3 separate regions of the Homo sapiens genome follow, and regions 1 and 2 are each linked to region 3. A link is an interaction called in ENCODE POLR2A ChIA-PET data of the cell type or tissue named here. Cell type or tissue: GM12878. All regions are shown on one strand.

The links. ChIA-PET counts read pairs that join two places held together with the same protein. Peaks named below come from ENCODE experiments on the same cell type or tissue, not always from the same donor. Only the 100,000 strongest peaks of a DNase experiment are listed, where the experiment ranks them.
Region 1: POLR2A ChIA-PET joins it to region 3 with 5 read pairs; 2 of 35 experiments call an interaction of 5 or more read pairs at or near these places.
Region 2: POLR2A ChIA-PET joins it to region 3 with 5 read pairs; 3 of 35 experiments call an interaction of 5 or more read pairs at or near these places.

The regions. Positions count from the first base shown.
Region 1 is chr19:1,665,378-1,669,377 of GRCh38, forward strand. No RefSeq gene overlaps it. Among named protein-coding and RNA genes, the nearest start is that of TCF3, 15 kb to the left of the region's middle. RefSeq lists enhancers at 1,694-2,194, 3,567-4,000 and a silencer at 2,581-2,630. In GM12878, CTCF peaks have their summits at 227 (motif pointing right) and 3,139; a DNase peak (open chromatin) is centred at 3,656; H3K4me3 peaks cover 1,956 bases; H3K27ac peaks cover 2,161 bases.
Region 2 is chr19:2,890,626-2,894,625 of GRCh38, forward strand. No RefSeq gene overlaps it. Among named protein-coding and RNA genes, the nearest start is that of ZNF57, 8.3 kb to the right of the region's middle. In GM12878, no CTCF peak of the experiment used is centred here; no DNase peak of the experiment used is centred here.
Region 3 is chr19:3,063,746-3,067,745 of GRCh38, forward strand. It overlaps LOC105372242 (a long non-coding RNA gene), which reads right to left. Exons shown (of 4, transcript XR_001754027.2): 3 at 2,988-3,081; 4 at 2,201-2,283. Among named protein-coding and RNA genes, the nearest start is that of TLE5, 3.3 kb to the left of the region's middle. RefSeq lists silencers at 2,026-2,215, 3,124-3,332. In GM12878, no CTCF peak of the experiment used is centred here; a DNase peak (open chromatin) is centred at 2,146; H3K4me3 peaks cover 661 bases; H3K27ac peaks cover 1,092 bases.

The DNA.
Region 1 (4,000 bases), 1.4 Mb before region 3:
CCGAGATCGTGCCACTGCACTCCAGCCTAGGTGACAGAGTGAGACTCCGTCTCAAATAATAATAATAATAAATTAATAATAACAATTCTAGTCTCAATTTTACTTTTTTTTTTCAATAGAGGAAAGGACTCAGGATGGCAAAAGTGACTTGGTCCCAGACAGCCCTACAGGGCAGTCCTGCCCGGGAAGGAGCAGGTGCTCTCTGCTGCTGAGGCCCCTAGCAGAGGCTGGGCCTCTGGGTCTCCCAGCAGGTGGCAGGGGTGTGAGAAGGGGAGGCCCCTTTCCAGAGGCCAGGGACGGCCCCAAGGGCTGCCCGGGAGATACTGGGTCATGTGACCCCCCGGAGCCACCCCCTGAAGCTTGGTCTCAGGTTTTCTATTTGCTTCAGACTCTTGTTAGTCCCCCCCAGCTCCTGCTCCATCAGGCCTGGCCTCCTTATCACCCCGGCTGTCTGGGTGGGGGCATGGCCCCCTCGTAACCTCAGCTACCTGCAGGGCAGGGCAGAACCCCGGGTCTCCGGCCGGTCCGTGGCCGGTATGTACCTCACGCATACAGTCTGCACACTGGGCAGAGACAGACAAGAAATTCACCAGCCACTCCTCACTCCTGTCCTGACCCTGAACCTGACCCTGTCAGGGAGACCTGGGCTGAGACGGGATACAGAACTGGGTACAGGAGCCTGCAGCTAGGGCTGAGTCAGGGCAGGCCCAGGGGCACGGGAGGAATCCAGGGGACACAGCAAACTGGAGAGGGGCGGGAAGCATGTGCCCTGCACCTGGCCGGGCCCTACTTCTCCCTTCCTTCTCTTCCTCCTCTTCCTCCTCTTTTTTTTTTTTTTTTTTTTTTGAGAAGGAGTTTCACTCTTGTTGCCCAGGCTGGAGTGCAATGGCGTGATTTCAGCTCACCGCAGCCTCTGCCTCCCGGGTTCAAGCAATTCTCCTGCCTCAGTCTCCCGAGCAGCTGGGATTACAGGCACCTGCCACCACGCCCGGCTAATTTTGTATTTTTAGTAGAGACGGGGTTTCTCCATGTTGGTCAGGCTGGTCTCGAACTCCTGACCTCGGGTGATCTGCCCTCCTTGGCCTCCCAAAGTGCTGGGATTACAGGCGTGAGCCACCGCGCCCGGCCTCTCCTCCTCCTCCTTCTTCCTTCTTCTCCTTATTCGTTATTATTATTTTGAGACAAGTTCTTGCTCTGTCGCCCAGGCTGGAGTGCAGTGGCGCCATCTTAGCTCACTGCAAGCTCCGCCTCCCGGGTTCACGCCATTCTCCTGCCTCAGCCTCCCGAGTAGCTGGGACTACAGGCGCTCACCACCATGCCTGGCTAATTGTTTGTATTTTTAGTAGAGACGGGGTTTCACCGTGTTAGCCAGGATGGTCTCGATATCCTGACCTCGTGATCCACCTGTCTCGGCCTCCCAAAGTGCTGGGATTACAGGCGTGAGCCACTGCACCTGACCACACCCTGCTGATTTTTATTTTTTGTGTAGAGGGGGGTCTTGCTGTGTTGCCCAGGCTGGTCTCAAACTCCTGGCCTCAAGGAATCCTCCACTTCAGTCTCCCACAGCACTGGGATCCCAGGTGGGAACGCCCTGGCCTGGCTGACCCTGAACTTTTTTTTTTTTTTTTTTTTTGAGACGGAGTCTCGCTCTGTCGCCCAGGCTGGAGTGCAGCGGTGCCATCTTAGCTCACTGCAAGCTCCGCCTCCCGGGTTCATGCCATTCTCCTGCCTCAGCCTCCCGAGTAGCTGGGACTACAGGCGCCTGACACCACGCCTGGCTAATTTTTTGTATTTTTAGTAGAGATGGGGTTTCACCATGTTAGCCAGGATGGTCTCGATCTCCTGACCTCGTGATCTGCTCGCCTCGGCCTCCCAAAGTGCTGGGATTACAGGCGTGAGCCGCCGTGCCCGGCCGACCCTGAGCTTTATTTTGTCTCGGAGGACTCCACTGCCCTCCATGTCCGGCCTCCCGAGCCCCCTCTGCCCACCTCCCTCCAGCTGCGCTGGCCACCTCCTCGCTGCTGCTTGGACACCGTTTTCTCCCTGTGACCTCAGGGTCTGTGCCCAGGATGTCCCTCGGCCGGGAGCCGTTCCTCCCCACTCTCAGGCCCCTTTGCCGGTGTATCATCAGTTTATCGTTCCTCCCACTCTCAGGCCCCTGTTTCTCCCCCTTGCGCCTGTGGGGCTTGCCTGGCTCTGTAAGGGGAGCCCCGGGCCCAGCCTGGCCGCCCCACACCTCCAGCATCCATCTGGGGCCTGACACACAGTAGGTGCTCCATAAATGCACAGGCTAAGTTGGGGGGTTCCCCATCTTACAGGTGAGGAAACTGAGGCTCCGAAGAGGGCGGCCTGACAGGCATCTGGGAGCCCCGGCCCAGGCGAAGGTATTTCCTCCTGGCCCAGGGCGCCGTGGGGTCCCGGGGCAGCTGGTGGGGCCGCCAAAGGGTGGCCGTGTGTGTGGCGGTGGCAGCTGGGGCTCTGGCAGTGGGGGAGGGTGGGCGGGAGGCAGCAGCTGGTGGCTGGCCCCAGGCCAGCTGGAGCCTGTGCAGAGGGAGGGCGCTGGGTCGGCTCACGCTGCCTCTGGGTCCCCTTCTGAGTCCCCCTCAGCCTTTCTCGGTTGGTCTCCATCTCTGTCTTTGTCTCTCTGTCTCTGTCTCTTTCTGTCTGTTTCTCTCTGTCTTCTTTCTCTGTGCTCTCTCTGTGTCAGCCTCCCTGTCTCTGTCTCTTTCTCTTCCCCATCTCTGTCTGTCTTTTTGTCTCTGTCTCTGTTTCTTTCTGTCTCTGCGTATCTCTTTCTGTCCCTCTGTCTCTGTCAGTCTCTCTGTGTCTGTGTGTGTCTCCATCTCTCTCTGTCTCCATCTCTCTCGTTGTCTCTCTGTTTCTCTTTATCTCTTTCTGTCTCTCTCTGCCTGTCTCTCTGCCTCTCTGTCTCTCTGTTTCTCTGCCTGTCTCTCTCTCTGCCTCTCTGTATCTCTATCTCTCTGTCTCTTTGTCTGTTTCTGTTCTTCTCTGTCTCCTTCTCTGCTTCTCTGTCTCCTTCTCTTTCTGTTCCTATCTCTTGTCTTTTTCTCTGTCTCTCTCTGCCTCTCTGTCTCCCTCTGTCTCTGCCTCTCTCTCCTTCCCCTTCACACTGGGGACTCCCCTGACTGGCCCGGACAGGGGCTGGTTACACTGCTGCACCCTCTCTTCCAGACCTCCCGCTCCACCCCACTCCCTGCTGCCTGCACCCCTGCGTCAGCCAGCACCTCTGTGCTGGCATGAAGGTCTCTACCCACCGGGAGGAGCCCAGGACCCTCTCACGGGCTGGGGACCCTGTGCGCATCGCTCCCCCTGTGAGCCTGCATTTCCCCACATGCAGGGTGTTTGCAGAGCCCTCTCAGAGCGGTGCTCTGGGGAACCACAGGGCAGAGGTCTCAGCCCGTCGGGGCTCCCAGCCAGATGGGGAAGGAGAATTTCGAAGGAATCGCCTTACAGGCATTTGAAACTCTGCAGGCAGAGGCCAGGGGAATCCCGGGTGGAGGAGCAGGCAGGGTGAGGGCCCTGAGAGTCCCTCCCCGGGTTAGGAGCAGGCAGGGTGAGGGCCCTGAGAGTCCCTCCCCGGGCCACCCCCAGCCACACTCCCCCGTCACACAGGGAACCTGGCCCAGTTGCCCGTACCCACTGGTCCTGGGGAGGGCAGCTGGGAGGGGCTGTGTGTGCACTAGGGGGGCGGAGCTGGGACTCCCCCCAAGGACCCTCCCTTCCGGGATCTACACCCCTGATCCCCCCTCGCCAGCACATCCACCCACCACCCTCGCAGACAATAGAATTCATCACTGTAGAAACATCCTCTGGGGCTGGGGCTTAATCAGTTCCTGATTTGCATTTTTGCATATTAATGACAGCAGAGCTGCTAATTTTGGCACATGATTTTAAAGGTGCAGTAGCTCTGAAACTACGGAGGCGGTGAGGGGGTGAGGACCGGGGCCTTCCTCACCTGGCCTGGGGGGTGCTGGCCCTC
Region 2 (4,000 bases), 170 kb before region 3:
TGCTGGGATGACAGGCGTGAGCCACCATACCTGGCCGACTTGCTGTTTAATTCAGCAAAAAGGTGTTGTATTTCTGCTTTGCTGTGACATGTATCGGAAAATTGAGCATATGGAAATAATGAGTGTGAAGAGCAGCATGTGCTCCTGTTTGGGCATTATGCCTCATTAGAAAAAAATCTGGCCTTTCCGGAGGTTGCAGTGAGCCGAGATTGTGCCACTGCACTCCAGCCTGGGTGACAGGGTGAGACTCAGTCTCAAAAACAAAACAAAACAAAAACTACCATCTCCTATAAAAGGGCATTAAAATTTTCCAAAATTTGGGATTTTGAACACCGTCCCAATTTAGTATCAAAGTATTTTTGAGAATGCCAAATATCCTTTGATACTAAATTGGGACGCTGTTCAAAATGACACAGTGTCTGCAGCTCACCTTCATTATTCCTAGACTCTCCCTTACCATCCACAGCTCTTCTTGCATCTACCGGATCACCAAGAACTTGCACAGCTATCATTCTGCTTGTAGGAAAGGGCACATGCTGGATTAAAACCGTGCAGATGACCACATCCTTTTACAAACCAGGGGCAACTCTGTGGCTTCCTAGGCTACAGATTCTCTCAGACTACACTAGCAGCAAATTGAGAAGGCCACCTCTTTAATACAATTTACAATTCATTCAAAAGGACTCTATAAACAGCCACACTTGATGGCCCGAATAACTGGTGAGACTCTGGTGACCTTTTCACTTCATAGGTACATATCATATTACCTAAAGCTTTTGAGCATTGCAAAAATAAAGATGGACCGGCCAGGCATGGTGGCTCACGCCTGTAATCCCAGCACTTTGGGAGGCCGTGGCAGGCAGATCACGAGGTCAGGAGATCGAGACCATCCTAGCTAACACGGTGAAACCCCATCTCTATTAAAAATACAAAAAATTAGCCGGGTGTGGTGGCGGGCACCTGTAATCCCAGCTACTCAAGAGGCTGAGCCAGGAGAATCACTTGAACCTGGGAGGCGGAGGTTGCAGTGAGCCACGATTGCGCCATTGTACTCCAGTCTGGGCAACAGAGCAAGACTTCATCTCAAAAAATCAATCAATAAATAAAGATGGACCATGAGAGTTTTATTTTGTAGGAAATTATTACTCTGTTAACTCCATGAATGCAGGACTGGGTATCACTCCACACTATTTACAAACACCCTGAGCAGTCCCTGTGATAGTGTTTACTTAACACATACTGAGTGATGGAAATATAAATTAATAAATACATCCTCATTCTCCAATGCCCCACCATCCATAGAAAAAATGCAAAATACGTCCCTCTGTTTTCCCGATTATCTCCCTTGTGGATTATTTTCTTCCAAGACCCATTTTTTTTTTTTTTTCGGACGAAATCTTGGTCTGTCGCCAGGCTGGAGTGCAGTGGCAGGATCTCGGCTGACGGCAACCTCCACTTCCCGGGTTCAAGTGATTCTCCTGCCTCAGCCTCCCCAGTAGCTGGGATTACAGGTGCCTGCCACCAGGCCCGGCTAATTTTTGTATTTTTAGTAGAGACGGGGTTTCACCATGTTGGCCAGGCTGATCTCGATCTCTTGACCTCATGAACCGCCCACCTCAGTCCCCCAAAGTGCTGGGATTACAGGCGTGAGCCACCGCGCCTGGTCCCCAAGACCCGTATTTTTTATATCAAGTCTCTACTTGTTACATTAAAATCTTTACTTTTTAAAAAAAATCTCTTTTCCCAGAAAAATACACGCCCTCGAACTGCGAGGACTTATTCTATATTGAGAGCCTGCTGTGTCTTGATTACTTTTCAGCCTAATTTTTTGTTTTGAGCTTACAATGCCTGGTATATAAGAGAGGCTCAAAAAGTAGGATCAGGTTAAAATCATGGTCTTTGGGCTAGAAGGAATTTTTCTTTTCTTTTCTTTTCTTTTTCTTTTTCTTTTTTCTTTTCTTTTTTTTTTTTTTTTGAGACAGAGTCTTTCTCTGTTGCCCAGGCTGGAGTGCAGTAGCACAAACTCGGCTCACTCCCGGGCTCAAGTGACTTTCCTGCCTCAGCCTCCCAAGTAGCTGGAACTACAGGCACATGCCACTGCACATGGCTAATTTTTGTATTTTTTATAGAGATGGGGTTTCTCCATGTTACCCAGGCTGGACTTGAGCTGCTGAGCTCAAGTGATCCGCCCACCTCAGCCTCCCAAAGTGCTGGGATTACAGGCGTGAGCTACTATACCCAGCCTACGAAGACTTGTTCTGAATCCTGATCCTACCTTATAACTTGCTAGCTTTGTAATCTGTAAGTCTGTTACCCACAAAAGGAGACAATAAATGTATCTACATTATAGTTTTGGAAGATTAAGTGAATTTATATATGTTCATTGAATTATAGGAAACAAAACCATACCAGATATATGGTAAGCAATATTCAACTCTTTACATGGAAGGAAAAATCAGCCCTTGAGAACTGGGACCTGGCCTGGCATTCGTCCCACGCCACATGATTCTGTTGAACAGCAATGATTTTACACCACCCCGACATCAGATGGGGCCACGGGGTGAGAATGAGCAAAGCAAAAACAAGAGTGCAGGGAAGTTCTCCAGGTGGCCTGAGACTGACCCAATCTTCCCCACTCTTGACTGTAGCTCTCAAGAATAACTAGAATGTACTGGGAATGCAGCCGGGCACGGCGGCTGATGCCTGTAATCCCAGCACTTTGGGAGGCCAAGGTGGGCGGATCACCTGAGGTCAGGAGTTCGAGACCAGCCTGGCCAACATAGTGAAACCACGTCTCTACTGAAAATACAGAATTGGCCGGGCGTGGTGGCTCACGCCTGTACTCCCAGCACTTTGGGAGGCCGAGGCGGGCGGATCACGAGGTCAGGAGATCGAGACCATCCTGGCTAACACAGTGAAACCCCGTCTCTACTAAAAATACAAAAAATTAGCCGGGCATGGTGGCGGGCGCCTGTAGTCCCAGCTACTCAGGAGGCTGAGGCAGGAAAATGGCATGAACCTGGGAGGCGGAGCTTGCAGTGAGCCGAGATTGCGCCACTGCACTCCAGCCTGGGCGACAGAGCCAGACTCCATCTCAAAAAAAAAAAAAAAAAGAAAGAATGTACTGGGAATGCAACATTCCGAGATAAGCGGGGAGCTGGCTAGAACACTCAGGTTCTGCTCTAGTCCCCGCAAGAACAGGATGTTCTGCTTTAGCCCAGCATGTTCTCTTGCCCCTGAGGTATATCACCTGGGGCAGGCTGCCTTTTGGGGTCCCTAATATGGAGTGCAAGTGAGGCTCCATCTGCTCCATTTGAGACTCCATCTGCTCCAGGCAGCTGTCTGAGCCTTGGAGGAGCAGCTCACAATGAATTGTAGGCTTCTGTTGTCCCTTGCTGCCTATCTGTAAGTAATAAACCCATGAAATTCCATGTAACTCAACGAGTTCCATGTAACTTGTTGTATGTGGGTGTTCTCTCTCACCAGAGTCAGATAAGTTGCTAACCAGTGCACACTGAACCTGCTTCACAAAGAGTACTGTGTAATCATGTCATTACACGGAATAAAAAATTATGCAAACAGGCCAGGCGCTGTGGCTCACGCCTGTAATCCCAGCACTTTGGGAGGCCGAAGCAGGTGGATCACGAGGTCAGGAGTTCGAGACCAGCCTGACCAACATGGTGAAACCCCGTCTCTACTAAAAATACAAAAATTAGCTGGGCGTGGTGGCAGCCGCCTGTAATCCCAGCTACTCGGGAGGCTGAGGCAGGAGAATCACTTGAACCCGGGAGGCGGAGGTTGCAGTGAGCTGAGATCAGGCCATTGCACTCCAGCCTGGGCGACAGAGTGAGACTCTGTCTCAAAAAAAAAAAAAAAAAAGAAGAAAGAATACCAAATTTTTTTTTTTTTTTGAGATGGAGTCTCACTCTGTCACCCAGGCTGGAGTGCAGTGGTGCGATCTCAGCTCACTGCAACCTCCGCCTCCCGGGTTCAAGCGATT
Region 3 (4,000 bases):
GCTAATTTTGGAGTTTTAGTAGAGACGGGGTTTCTCCATGTTGGTCAGGCTGGTCTTGAACTCCCGACCTCAGATGATCTGCCCGCCTCGGCCTCCCAAAGTGCTGGGATTACAGGCGTGAGCCACCGTGATCAGCTGTTTGTTTGTTTTTGAGATGGAGTCTCACTCTGTTGCCCAGGCTGGAGTGCAGTGATGTGATGTTGGCTGACTGCAGCCTCTGCCACCCGGATTCAAGTGATTCTCCTGCCTCTGCCTCCTGAGTAGCTGGGATTACAGGTGCGCATCACCACGCCTGGCTAATTTTTGTATATTTAGTAGAGACAGGTTTCACCATATTGGCCAGACTGGTCTTGAAATCCTGACATCAGGTGATCCTCCCGCCTCCACCTCCCAGAGTGCAGGGATTACAGGTGTGAGCCACTGCGCCTGGCCCTGGACTTGGGCTTTTGCTCTGAGTGAGGTGGGAATCCTGGAGAGCCGTGGGAAGAGGAGGGATGGGACCTGGTGGCGGTTATTAAAGGATCCCTCTCTCTGCCACGCAGAGAACAGGTCCCAAAGAGGCTACTGAAATAAGGCTATGACATTAAGGTCCCCCTTTGGCAGGTGCGAAACACAGTCTCTTCATCATCGTCATCCACTAGGCAGCCTGCTCCCTTGAATGAATGCAATTGATTTGGGCCTTGGGTGTTCCCATCTGTAAAATAGACTTGGAACCCCAGGCTCCTTACCTTGGCAGGTAAGGGTGATAGCCTTCAGTGATCAAGATTAATAATCTTTAAAGCAGTGTTTTAATATTTTTATTAAAAAAAAATTTTTTTTTTGAGGTGGAGTCTCACTGTGTGGCCCAGGCTGGAGTGCAGTGGTGCCATCTCGGCTCACTGCAAGCTCCACCTCCCGGGTTTATGCCATTCTCCTGCCTCAGCCTCCCGAGTAGCTGGGGCTACAGGCGCCCACCACCACGCCCGGCTAATTTTTTGTATTTTTAGTAGAGACGGAGTTTCACTGTGTTAGCCAGGATGGTCTCGATCTCCTGACCTCGTGATCTGCCTGCCTCGGCCTCCCAAAGTCCTGGGATTACAGGCGCGAGCCACCACACCCGGCCTAAAAAAATTTTTTCAGACACAGTCCTCTGTTGCATAGGCTAGAGTGCAGTGGTGCAATCATAGCTCACTGCAGCCTCCCACTCCTGGGCTCAAGTGATCCTCCGACCTCAGCATCCTGAGTAGCTGGGACTACAGGAGTGCACCACCATGCCCAGCTAATTTTAACATTTTTTGTAAGCCGGGAGCAGTGGCTCATGCCTGTAGTCCCAGCACTTTGGGAAGCCGAGGCCAGTGGATCACAAGCTCAGGAGTTCGAGACCAGCCTGGCCAACATGGTGAAACCTCGTCACTACTACAAATACAAAAATTACCGGGGTGTTTTGGCGGGCGCCTCTAATTCCAGCTACTTGGAGGCTGAGGCAGGAGAATCGCTGGAAGCTGGGAGGTGGTGGTTGCAGTGAGCCAAGATCGCGCCACTGTACTCCAGCCTGGGTGACAGAGTGAGACTCTGTCTCAAAAAAAAAAAAAAAAAAAAGATGAGGCTAGAAAGGATTAGGATTTTGGATTTTTAAGATTACTACTACTTGGTGGCCGGGTGTGGTGGCTCACACCTGTAATCTCAGCGCTTTGGGAGGCCGAGGCAGGCGGATCACCTGAGGTGAGGAGCTTGAGACCAGCCTGACCAACATGGAGAAACTCCGTCTCTACTAAAAATACAAAATTAGCCTGGCATGGTGGCTCACGCCTGTAATCCTAGCCACTTGGGAGGCTGAGGCAGGAGAATTGCTTGAACCTGGGAGGTGGAGGTTGCGGTGAGCCAAGATTGTGCCACTGCACTCCAGCCTGGGCGACAAGAGCGAAACTCTGTCTCAAAAAAAAAAGAAACAAAGAAACAGAGATTAATACTACTTAGTAACAGCCAAGCCTTCAACCAACCGCAACACCCTTGTTTTTCCTGCAGGGCCCTGAGAGACTGCGTTCCTAGACTGCCCCTGAAGCCAGTCCTGCCGCTAGCACCCCTGCCACCCCACCCCCACTGCCGTGGGGACCAGACACCCCCTCTCCTGGGAGGCCACCTGCCAGTGTTTATTTAGGCAGGCGCCTTCCGGTATCAGTGTGCCCGCCCAGTGACCAAACAGCCCCATTTTCGAAGCCCCCACACTGTCAGGGGAAGCAGAACTGGACACAGATACCTTGAGCACGGTGAGGTGAGGGCTGGGCCACCCACAGGGACCTAGGCCTGTGAAGGAGAGAGTCATTGTGAAATCATCGTTTTTAGAAAATAGGTTTTTTTTCTGCATAGAAGGCAGCCCAGAATGGTGGCCCACACTATAAATAATCAACCAAGCCACACAGGTCTGTATGTTTTTGCTCCGCACCAGGGGCTGCCTTAAGCACTTTAACCTTTAGGTACAGTTGTCACACCCATTTTAGAGATGGGGGGAAAACAGGCCGGCAGGGTGGCTCAGGCCTGTCATCCCAGCACTTTAGGAGGCCGAGGCAAGCAGATCACTTGAGGATCAGGAGTTTGATACTAGCCTGGCCAACATGGCGAAACCCCGTCTCTACTAAAAATACAAAAATTAAGGCGTGGTGGTGGGCGCCTGTAATCCCAGCTACTCTGGAGGCTGAGGCAGGAGAAGCGCTTGAACCCGGAAGGCGGAGGTTTCAGTGAGCCGAGATCGTGCCACTGCACTCCAGCCTGGGCGACAGAATGAGACTCTGTCTCCAAAAATAAAAAATAAAAAAAAAGAAAACGAAAAAAAATGGGGAAAGTGAGTCACAGAGAAGTGAAGTGACTTGGCCAAGTGGGTAGGGGGCAGAACCACGATGTTATCCCAGGCCTTTGATCTTGACCTTGGGCCTTTGAGCACTCTGCAGTGTGGCTTCTGGCCGGGACACGATGGCAGCACGTGCTGCTGGGCTGAGGAGCTGGGATTTTACCTGGAGGGCACTAGGGAGCCACAGGAGGTTTTAGAGCAAGATTCTTCAGTTAGCGCCATCGCATTCCACCCTGGGCGACAGAGGGAGACTCCATCTCAAAAAATAAAAGTAGATTGCATCAAAATAGTGTTTATCCTGATGACTTAGGTATTTGGCATCCCCTTAGCTTTTTTATTTTTTTTTGAGACAGGGTTCTTACTCTGTCACCCACGCTGGAGCGCAGTGGTGTGACTTCGGCTCACTGAAGCCTCGACCTCCCAGGCTCAAGCAATCTGCCCACCTCAGCTTCTCGAGTATCCGGGATGAAAAGCGTGTGCCACCACGCCCGGCTAATTTTTGTTTTTCATAGAGATGGGGTTTCACCATGTTACCCAGACTGGTCTTGAACTTCTGGGCTCCAGCAGTCTGCCCTCCTGGGCCTCCCAAAGTGCTGGGATTACAGGTGTGAGCCACCACGCCTGGCCCCTCTTAAGTTTGACACCTGAAAAAAGGACCTCACTCTCGGCCGGGCGGGCTCACACCTGTAATCCCAGCACTTTGGGAGGCCGAGGCGGGCAGATCATCTGAGGTCGGGAGTTCGCGACCAGCCTGACCAACATGGATAAACCCCGTCTCTACTAAAACTACAAAATTAGCCGGGCGTGGTGGTGGGTGCCTGTAATACCAGCTGCTCAGGAGGCTGAGGCAGGAGAATCGCTTGAACCCAGGAGGCAGAGGTTGCGGTGAGCCGAGATCACACCATTGCACTCCAGCCTGGGCGACAAGAATGAAACTCCATCTCAAAAAAAGAAGAAAAAAAAAAAGGACCTCACTCTCAAGTACACTCATCCTGGTCCTAGCCCTGCCTCAGTCAAATAGCAAAGTCTGCTTTTTGGACATTCTGGCCCAGATCATTCATTCTCTTGGGGGGCAAGGGGCGTCCTGGGCACTGCAGGGTGCTGAGCGGTGTCCCTGGCCTCTACTCACTCCATGCCAGGGGCACCCCCGAGATGTTCCGCCCACAGGTGTCCCCA